Linked DNA regions of Homo sapiens: regions 1 and 2 are each linked to region 3. A link is a contact called in ENCODE Hi-C or POLR2A ChIA-PET data. All regions are on one chromosome and are shown on one strand. Each heading gives the region's core, a stretch centred on a gene start or an enhancer-like site at or near the end of the contact. The rest is flanking DNA. Distances are from core to core; before and after follow the strand shown.

Region 1 (3,558 bases), core at 753-3,252, 660 kb before region 3:
TTTGCTATCTGGAGAGGATTATCCAGGGAGTAGTTTGGCTTAGGTGTGAGGCTGATCCTCTCATTTCTTCTCACCCAGTGAAAACATTACAAACCGAATATAATCCCATGGGGAAGAGTAGACTCCAATGAGAAAATACAAGCAGTCAAGGACCAACAGTTGAGGATTAGTGGAAATGAGATACAGAATACTTTTCCCCCCAATTTTTTTAGAGAAGAAAGGACTGTAATTTAGACTGTAATTTACCCTAGAATTTTACATTGTGTTTTAAGATGTGAACTGGAGACTCTTTTAGGAACTATTGCTTGCCCAAATTCAAAAGGGAAAATAAAGCTAGAAATAACTTTGAATACACATCCAATTATAAGAATATGATTTTACAGGTCTAGATAGAGAAAACATGATTTTAAAATTATAGATGATAGCGCAATATGTGTTAATAATCTCATATAGAAATTAAATTAGATTGCTTATCATATTTTTTGCATTTTACTTAATGTAGTTTTACTAAATAGGGATTTTCAAATGTAGTTCACTATTGCTAATGCAGTGATTATACTAAGGGTTACTCATTTAAAATAAAAATTTTGAGCTGATTAGGAATTTTATCCAATTACATTGGTCCATTAAAAAATACAATATCCATAGGTTGGCTAAACAGCAGATGCCTAAGTGCTGAAATTATTGCTAGAAATTTAAAAGCTATCTCCCTAGATTTCTCATTTGTCCTTTGGAACATGGTGTATCAAAGGATCTTATTCTGCAAGTTTTTGTAAGATTTTAACAGCTCTCCCTTTAAATCCTTTCTAAAAGAGTCATTTTTTCTTTCAAAGGTGACTGATTTGGGCTTTGAATCCCTGTGAACCCTCTGGGTTACATTAAGGGGTCCTGGAATCTACATATCAAGTATTATCAAGGACAGAATAACGTATTGCAATATGTGTACTGCTCTTTTTCATGCGTAAGTAGCTTTGTAATGATGAATAAATACAAAATGTGCGGCTTTCGTGGTAACTTTTGGTGTTCTCAATCAACAGAGATGAAAACAAAACTGCTATTTTTGGGTAAAAAACAGGCTCTCCTACTTGAAAAGCTTGGAAACTCCTAGAAACTATGAGTAGAAAGTGCCACCAATATGACAAGCTTCCGTTTCCACTACAGTGCCTTGTGTGCCTCTGAACTCCAAGTGGTCAAAGGAGTCATTCAGTTCTAAGAGTGAATCATGCTTATGTAACATACTGGTAGCAAAAGTGTACAGCATTAGGGTTTGTGAAAAAAGGGAGCACATTCAAGTCATCTATTAACATGGAGTCTTTGAGTTTTTGCATTTTTTTCTGTTTTGCTCTCAAATTACCACATTGGAGCTAAGCAGATGACAGCTGACTATAGAGGTCTATAAACTCATTTTCGTCTTGTGTTGAGCCAGCCAGGACCCACTGAATCATGATTAAGGAGAGAACTCAATGAAATGCCCCCAACTCCGCCCCATTTCCCAAGCTGAGCTGCATTTCTCCCACTTGAGATCATTGCTGGGTCAGAAAAACAGGAGCAAGGGGAAGAGAGGCCAGCTAGTGGCAGACGTACCACAAAGTACCAAGGCAACGTTACTAAGAGAAGGAGTCTTAGTTTGCAAAGGTTAGAATCACTAAGTAGCAGACAGCATACAATAGATATGAAGAGTCTGCCCCCATCACTCTGATACAAACAAGACCTAGAGTCTCACATTCAAATACAAGGGGTAGAGGAGGCATTTCTAATCATAGCCCCAAAGATGTCGACAACCAGGAAAATGTCTACTTGCATTCTGAGTAGGGAAATAAACCCATTCATTTTATATGCTCCATAGGAGTTTTTATTGTTTATAAATAATTACAGCTCTCTTTCATGTTGCAGCATTCTGGGTGGAAGAAGAGAAGGGAATTGGGCCTGTTAACCTTCGCATGTAACCAAGGAGCCGTTTATGACTGGCCAGGTGCAAATGCCATATCTAATCTTTCCCTGTGTCTGCTGTGCAGCAGCTGCAGCAGTTGGAGGGAGTTGGGGAGTTATTAAATATCAAGGAAATGTTTGTGCCAGGACTGTCCTACTTCTGGGTGGTAAGAGAAATGTACAAACTGTTTTCCATTTAGAAAGAGTGGCAAATGTTAACAGGGAAAAAGTTATTCTTAGTGAGATCCCAACAATGGGGTTGAGGGCAAAGTGACCCATCTGAGTCCAGAGGAAAATTTGGGCCCCTTTTCCAGTCTGTTGCCCCTATAGTTGCAAAAGCTTTTAAGTATATTTTCTTTACTCCCTCTGGATCTCTGATTATGAGCAGGGCACTCAGATACTCAAAGCCAAAGTATATTCCCCTGAGAAGCAAAAAACTTTCTTTAATTCCTATTAATGCCCAAGGACATTTGAAAGGTTAATAATATAATTTGGGTAAAGTAAAATGAGATCTTGAAGAGAAGGTATCATATAAAAGGGAGGTTTGTATGAGTTATTCTAATGATATGGCGTACTACAATTAACACTGGCTGTGAGAATATGAGTGTGAGCCTCAGCTCTAGGACTTTTTTTTTTTTTTTCTGAGACAGAGTCTCCCTCTGTCACTGTCACCCAGGCTGGAGCACAGTGGCACAATCTCGCCTCACTGCAAACTCCACCTCCCAGGTTCAAGCGATTCTTCTGCCTCAGCCTCCTGAGTATCTGGGACTACAGGCGTGCGCCACCACGCCTGGCTAATTTTTGTATTTTTAGTACAGATGGCTTTTCGCCATGTTGGCCAGGCTGGCCTTGAACTCCTGACCTCAGGTGATCCACCCACCTCGGCCTCTCAAAGTGCTGGGATTATAGGCATGAGCCCATGGATATATTATGTAGTGGTGAAGACTAGGCTTTTAGTGTATCTGTCATCTGAATAGTGTGCACTGTACCTAGTAGGTAGTATTTCATCCCTCACCCCCACCCCGCCATATATTTTGATAAGACTGTAGATGGCATCTGCAACAGGTGGTAATTGCATTAGCTAAATGTGACAGAAACCTAGTGACAGAGGCTTCATCAAATAGGAGTTGTTGTTGTCACATCTCCAGGAGTTATGTGACTGGAGGTGCACAACACAGGGCTGACGCTACAGCCCCACAGTGGCATCGTGCCCTGGACTACTTGTTTTTCCCTCTCCATCATTCTTTGAATTTGGTTTTCATTCTCATGGGTCTGGCCTCTTCAATAAACTGATCTGGAAGCCTACCCAATGACTCTGCTTTCATCTCATTGGCCAGAACTGTATCACATGACCACCACTAGCCGCAAGGGATGCTGGGAGTTAAAGCACCTAAACTGGGTCCATTGCTACAATCCAACTAAGTCAGGGATGTGTAAGGAAGAAAGTGAAAATGGATATCAGATATGCGATTAGCAGTGTCTGCCACAGGGCTCTTAACAGATTCACAGATTACACAGGCTGGAGAGGACAAGTACGTGGAATGATAGAGTCAGCACTCTAAATGATCTTAGGAGAGTGAAATAATAAAATGAATTTAACATGCAGAATTCAATAGGGTTAAATTAAAG
Region 2 (3,503 bases), core at 238-2,737, 850 kb before region 3:
ACAAAACTCCAGAAAGCCTCCCTCAATGCCTGCTCCATCCCCACAAAATAAAGAGATCGCTAGCTAAATAGCCAGCCAGCCAGCTAGCTAGGTAGATAGATAGATAAAGAAAACATTAGTCACAGCCTTTTGAAGCACAGTAGAATGGAGACAGAAAAGGATTTAGAGCCCACAGCACTAAGCTGGAGTCCTGATTTGTTCATTACCTTTTTTCTGTTACTACTTCAAATTCCTCATTTATAAAATGGGAATATTAATGCCTATCCCACATGAGTTTTGAATCTTCAATGAGAATATAAGAAAACACTATATAAATGTTACTTGAAGATGTTGAAATGTTAAAGAAACAGAAAATATAAATTGAATTAGAGATATGTCACTACTGCACCTTCTACCATAAGAACTTTATTGTTTCAGCCTTTTTTTTTTTTTGATGGAGTCTCACTCTGTAGCCCAGGCTGGAGTGCAGTGATGTGATCTCGGCTCACTGCAACCTCCGCCTCCCAAGTTCAAGCGATTCTCCTGCCTCAGGCTGCGGAGCAGCTGGGACTACAGGCGCATGCCACCACGCCCAGCTAATTTCTGTATTTTTAGTAGAGACGGGGTTTCACCATATTGGCCAGGCTGCTCTCGAACTCCTGACCTCGTGATCCACCTGCCTCAGTCTCCCAAAGAGCTGGGATTACAGGCGTGAGCCACCGTGCCTGGCCTGTTTCAGCTTTAAAGATTTATTTGTACATACAAAATATTTTGCCACGCCCAGTTGCAGTCTTGCAAGATGAAAAGGGTTCTGGAGATGGATGGTGGTGATGGTTGCACAATGATGTGAATATACTTAACACCACTGAACCGTATGCTTAAAAATGGTTCGAATGGCAAATTTTATGTTATGTGTATTTTATCACAACTTTAAAAAATTATTTAAAAGCCTTTTACCATGATAAAATCCCCTGGTAGCAAGAAAGAAATCCTCTTCCTTTAATATTTAACTTGGTCAACTGAAAAAGCGAAGAACAAGGGGCTGAGGATCCTAGATGTGCCACAGAGTATGAGCACATTGCAAAGGTATGTACAAATTCTAGGACCTCGGCCAAACTTCCCAAAAGGACTTTTTTGTTAACCTTTGTTAATTGCAAACAAAACCGATTTCAAAATAGAGGTGCCCACACGTTGGTTGCCAAGCCCTCAAACACCCATGCTTTGCACACTTTAAGGGACAGGAATGGCATTTGTGCTATGAGTACTAATGAATACAAATACTTGAAATGATTCAATAGTTTACATCTGAAAACATTTCACAGACTCTCAGTATATGCTGCAACAAGTGCATTAAACATAAGAAGAGCCCCCAAAGAAGACCAAGAATCCACATTAGAACTCATATCCTTCAAGGAGGGTGGACATTCCTGTTCTTGGTGCAGTTAGAGAGGTGTCATATGAATCCACCTATGATTACAAGTCCAGACACAGAAACAGCTACAGGCAGCAGAAGGGAGACATGGTTAAGCATCACTGAAAAGGAGCTCCCAGCAGTCTCAGCTCTGTTACCACCCACCCGCTGGGTTACCTTGAGCAAATCACCAAAACTTTCAAGGCCCCTGTCTACACATCTAGCTCTCAGTGACTCTTTGCTCTATTCTAAGCTTGGCCAGGGAGATCTAATAACAATTTATTAACCCTATGCATTACAAAGTGCAGCTATGAGGAAAAGAAAGAATATTTGAAAAAGAAAAAAAAGAGGGGTGGGCGTGGTGGCTCACACCTGTAATCCCAGCACTTTGGGAGGCTGAAGTGGGTGAATCACTTGAGGTCAGAAGTTCAAGACCAGCCTGGCCAACATGGCGAAACCCCATCTCTACTAAAAATACTAAAGTTAGCCGGGTATAGTGGTGCACACCTGTAGACCCAGCTACTTAGGAGGCTGAGGCAGAAGAATCACTTGAAGCCAAAAGGCAGAGGTTGCAGTGAGCTGAGGTTGCACTCCAGCCTGGATGACAGAGTGAGACTCCATCTCAAAAAAAACAAAAACAAAAAACAAAAACAAAACAAAAAAACACACACTAAACTAAACACCATGATAACAGGGAGATAAGAAGAATCTAAATGACCAAGGCTGAACACCAACAGCTCAAACAAATATCAGGAAAAAGCACCTGCAATAAAGACACACAGCACAGCTGCCATTAGCGAAATGCTAAGGCAACGGAAGCTCAGCTTTTGAACGCAGCATAGGACACAACGCCCCCACCTCCGTGCTATCTTGGAAGTCAGCGGAAACCTCAGCATCCACAGGAACCTGGGCCAGAACTGCGGCTCAGCCCTGAAAATTCTGCAAACTGTCTCTACGGTTGGAACAGAGATTACAATGGTACTAGTTCAGGGCAATCGGGTGAGGGAAGACAGTATAACTTAGTGAAGGTCTAAATTACAAAACGGGGCCCAGCACGGTGGCTCATGCCTGTAATCCCAGAACTTTGGGAGGCCGAGGTGGATGGATCACCTGAGGTCAGGAGTTCGAGACCAGCCTGACCAACATGGAGAAACCCCGTTTCTATTAAAAATACAAAAATTAGCCAGGCGTGGTGGCGCATGCCCGTAATCCCAGGTACTCAGGAGGCTGAGGCAGGAGAATCGCTTGAACCCTGGAGGCAGAGGTTGCGGTGAGCCTAGATCGTGCCATTGCACTCCAGCCTAGGCAACAAGAGCGAAACTCTGCCTCAAAAATTAAATAAATAAATAAATTACAAAATGGTTTATCATCACACATTTCTTTACATACTCTATGTTTTAAACTAAGGTATTAATAATGTTGTAAAATAATTATTTTCATCTAGTCCAAAGTGGGATATTTAATATTAATAGTACACAAAAGGATGAGCAAATCCTCTACAATAAAATAATTGATACACTTAAAAGTTGATGTCAAACTAAAAGACCTTCAACTATTTATTAGATACTTCCTAATTTTATATTTCCTTCACGTGAAATTTCAAACTCTAAGACACTAGGAAAGTTGCTGTTTTTAATTGGCTAGCATTCTCTATCAATGAATAAATGATCACAAGTTGCAAATCTGTAAAATCATCACTTATTAAAATATTCTAAATTGGAGGTGAAATGGTACCATAGTACATATCCTGAGACTGTTCTCTCCCGGGTTCCTGTAAAATACCCATCAAAACAAAGCAATAGAGGGGGAAATCTGATCATGGAGAGCAAAGAGAGGAAGGAGCCATGATCATAACCTGGAGACATGTTCTACCCTTGCACTAATTGCGGTGAGATTCAGCAACACTGTTTTGTAATCACCTCCTGAGTTCCTTCATGAGGGATGGAAGTGAGAGGACTTTCTTAACCTTCGCTGATGGCACCTAAGCAAGAAACTACGTCACCCTGAGAAAACTGACAACCTGCCAGGTCAGTGATCCAAATTCACATCCCTCAGATTTCCTTTTCCCATGCCTAACAGTAATATTAGAAACCACTCAGCAGACTGGTTTCAA
Region 3 (3,268 bases), core at 539-3,038:
CTCTACCAAAGTGGCTTTGCCCCTTTGGGGCAGCCTGACTTTGTCACTGGTACTAGAGGTTTTGTGGGTTCTCTACAGAAATGCAAAGAGTCCACCTGTACATCAGTCCTAGGGACTAGGCAGGTATTTCTATATCCTTTTGGTACAATCACCAATGGGGAATACTTCTTTTATTTATTTATTATTTTTTTCTTTTTTTTTTAATGAGATAGAATCTTGCTCTGTCACCCAGGCTGGAGTGCAATGGTGCGATCTCGGCTCACTGCAACCTCTGCCTCTCAGGTTCAAGTGATTCTCCTGCCTCAGCCTCCCGAGTAGCTGGGATTACAGGCGCCCGCCACCATGCCTGACTAATTTTTGTATTTTTAGTATAGAGAGGGTTTCACCATGTTGGCCAGGCTGGTCTTGAACCCCTGACCTCAGGTGATCCGCCCACGTTGGCCTCGCAAAGTGCTGGGATTACAGGCGTGAGCCACCATGCCCTGCCGAAGGGGGATATTTCTTTAAAATCTGATAGAGTTGCTATGGTTAGCTATTTATTTATTTATGAGACAGAGTCTTGCTCTGTCACCCAGGCTGGAGTGCAGTGGCATGATCTCAGCTCACTGCAACCTCCGCCCACTCCCCGAGTTCAAGCGCCTCAGCCTCCTGAATAGCTGGGATTACAGGCATGCATCACCACACCCGGCTAATTTTTTATGTTTTTGGTAGACACGGGGTTTCACCATGTTGGCCAGGCTGGTCTTGAACTCCTGATCTCAAGTGATCCGCCGGCCTCCGCCCCTCAAAGTGCTGGGATTACAGGCGTGAGCCACTGCACCTGGCCGCTAAGGTTGGCTTTAAAGATTTACTGATTTACTTAACACTTGAAGGAGTTCAGGACAATAATACCGCATGTAGGAAAAAAGGCAGGGTAGGTTCTGTGACAGGTAAGCAAAGCCTATGGGCGAGGGGAGAGAGGAGCTTATTAGGTACGAACAGATAAGAAATTCGATCTTGTTGTTCCCAGTTACTATCTAAAGCCTGGGTCTCCACTCCATTCCACCAGCAAAATTTTACTGAGAATCTGTATGTATGAGACACTTAATGGTATACAGATAAAATCATCTTACAGTCTAGTAGGGGCGACAAGACATAACACAAATAAGTATAATACAAAGTGCAAAACAGTAAAATACCATTAAATACCACAGTATTGCCAAGAAGGAAGAAATTCCTCCTGGTAGGAGAAATTAGAGCAAGTTTCAAAACTAATGTGGTAATTTTGAGCTCATCCTGAACGAAAGAAATAGGGTCAGCAAAGACCCATCATCTTTGTAGGAAAGCTTGAGACACATACGGAAAAGTATAAGTAAGTGCATTTGACAGGAGCAGCAGGAAGTGGGGTGGTTAGGGCTAAGGCTAGAAATAGAGACCACAGATGGCCAAAATTCCCAGCCTAAGGGGCTAGGATTATAACCATACAAAGCCAACTACAGACATTTTAAGCAGTCAAGGGCCAAGTCAAAACAGGATAAGAGGTTCTGCTTCTAGGAGAAGGAGGACATAATTCAGAGCTACCCTAATGCACAAGTTTAAAACAAGGACTAAGTCATGAGTCATGTGTGCATGAGTAAGAGTAAGAAATGAACACAGAACTAATTTCGGGTCACAAACAAGTTTTCTGAGTTCATACTGAACTACAGCTGAGGAAGCAGAGTCAAGGGCCAGCTGCGGTAATACACAGTGAGTCACTAGTAAATCAGTGACACAGGTCTCAGCCCCAGGGCAGTGACCTCAGACTGGCCCGCATAATGGTCAGATAGGTATACCTTGGTCCTAGTCAGCCTGTGAGGACACCTGAAGTTTCTGTGAAAACAGGAACAGGACAGCAAGTTTGGACAAAGTGAGGATCTGAAAACTCCAAGGATACTTTCAAGATATTAGGCTAAAAATCCCTAAATCTCATCAGATATTAGATGGCAAAGACTTGTAGATGACGTTCACAAATCTGTCCAGGTCAGAATCACCATGCTTATTTAACAGTTGAGGTGTTTTCATATCCCTCAGTCGTAATTGCTATTATGAACATATTTTTTGTAAAGTGCTCCACATTTTACAACACTGCCTGCAGGAATGCTTCCCTAACCACAAAAGTCTTTCCCATCACAATGTAAATGCTTATTGATTCCACCGTATTCACAGCAGTCTACAGCATCCTCCATTTAGAATATAAGCTTCAGAAGGCCAGAATTGGAACCATCATCACCAGACCTTCCAATACACAGCACATACTATGTGTTAAATAAAAGTGTTGATTGAACAAGTGTATTGACTTTTTAGCTGGTTCTAGTTAGCATTTAAATTTATAATATGTAGAAGACTAATTTGTAATAAAAAGACTGACAATAAAAAGTAAGAGAGGAGATAGGTAGCTCTGTGTGTACGTGTGTGTGTGTATATCATAAAGGAATTAGCCAACCTTTTAACTAGTTGTTTTTCATTAATTAAAGGCACTAAAGCAAATACTCAAAAGAAAACTATCCTCACCAATGTGAGGAAAGAAAACAAAATGTTTAATGATTACACACTGAATTCTACGCCTGCCTGTTACAAGTGGCTAAGAAGCAACAGAATTTGCATTCATATCTAGGTCTGCCTGACTTCAAAATTCATATTCTTTCCAAGAAATCCCTGTCTCCTGCATGCTCAAAATAAAAGTTTTAGGAATAAAAAAGTACACAAAGAAAAAATATTAACGAATTTAATCCTTAGAATGAAGCATTAATCCCATCAATGCACAAATGCTGTCATTTTGCCTAAAATATGTCCACTACATAAGAGACAATTGCCAAAGAAGGTTTTGGGGATTTTTTCCTCCAAGGCTGACTCCACACTCAACAGTAGTGGCACCCTGAATGTCCTGTCATGTTAGCAGCAAGCAGTAGTAATCTATCCTCCGCATTTGTACTGACGGCATCTTTAGAGAAAGTACACCCTTACATCCTGCCCCAAGTGAAAGAATCTGCTGCTTAAAGTTGCAGTGACTTTTCTAATCCCCAGTCCAGCTCTGCCAGTTTTAAACTACAGGTTCTTATATTTATCAGCAGAAACCCACCAGGGTGCTCAGATCCTGAGTCAGCTTCAAAAACCCCAGCAGCAGCTGGTAAAAATGGAATGCTAATTCATTACAGATGGTAAAACACTGCCTACATTTTAATTTATTTACATTTTCAGAAATTTTGAATCTGCAGTTAGATTGCCAAATTATTTTAACATGTAAGTTTAG

Evidence for each region. A loop is a pair of places that touch in the nucleus more often than their neighbours do. ChIA-PET counts read pairs that join two places held with the same protein, here RNA polymerase II (POLR2A). Pooled maps may share reads with other maps.
Region 1: a pooled map shows a loop between it and region 3 (2.1-fold over the local background). The contact joins two enhancer-like sites. A Hi-C loop is called at or near these places in 2 of 50 pooled maps. POLR2A ChIA-PET finds 5 or more read pairs at or near these places in 2 of 52 experiments (Panc1 and SK-N-SH).
Region 2: a map of Calu3 shows a loop between it and region 3 (4-fold over the local background). The contact joins two enhancer-like sites. A Hi-C loop is called at or near these places in 2 of 168 maps with a recorded cell type or tissue (Calu3 and endothelial cell of umbilical vein) and 2 of 50 pooled maps. POLR2A ChIA-PET finds 5 or more read pairs at or near these places in 1 of 52 experiments (H1).

What each region holds. Positions count from the first base shown.
Region 1 is chr6:21,536,300-21,539,857 of GRCh38, reverse strand. It overlaps LOC107986579 (a long non-coding RNA gene), which reads left to right. Exons shown (of 3, transcript XR_001744022.2): 2 at 834-961; 3 at 1,894-2,494. Among named protein-coding and RNA genes, the nearest start is that of LINC00581, 26 kb to the right of the region's middle. Within about 2 kb of position 2,002, at least 2 of the 41 ENCODE cell types and tissues checked have a DNase peak (open chromatin) inside an H3K27ac peak, as active enhancers do.
Region 2 is chr6:21,729,500-21,733,002 of GRCh38, reverse strand. All of the region lies in intron 2 of CASC15 (cancer susceptibility 15), which reads right to left. Among named protein-coding and RNA genes, the nearest start is that of CASC15, 65 kb to the right of the region's middle. Within about 2 kb of position 1,487, at least 4 of the 41 ENCODE cell types and tissues checked have a DNase peak (open chromatin) inside an H3K27ac peak, as active enhancers do.
Region 3 is chr6:20,876,016-20,879,283 of GRCh38, reverse strand. The region is part of intron 9 of CDKAL1 (CDKAL1 threonylcarbamoyladenosine tRNA methylthiotransferase); the gene reads right to left. Among named protein-coding and RNA genes, the nearest start is that of CDKAL1, 340 kb to the right of the region's middle. RefSeq lists enhancers at 1,431-1,660, 1,004-2,203. Within about 2 kb of position 1,788, at least 17 of the 41 ENCODE cell types and tissues checked have a DNase peak (open chromatin) inside an H3K27ac peak, as active enhancers do.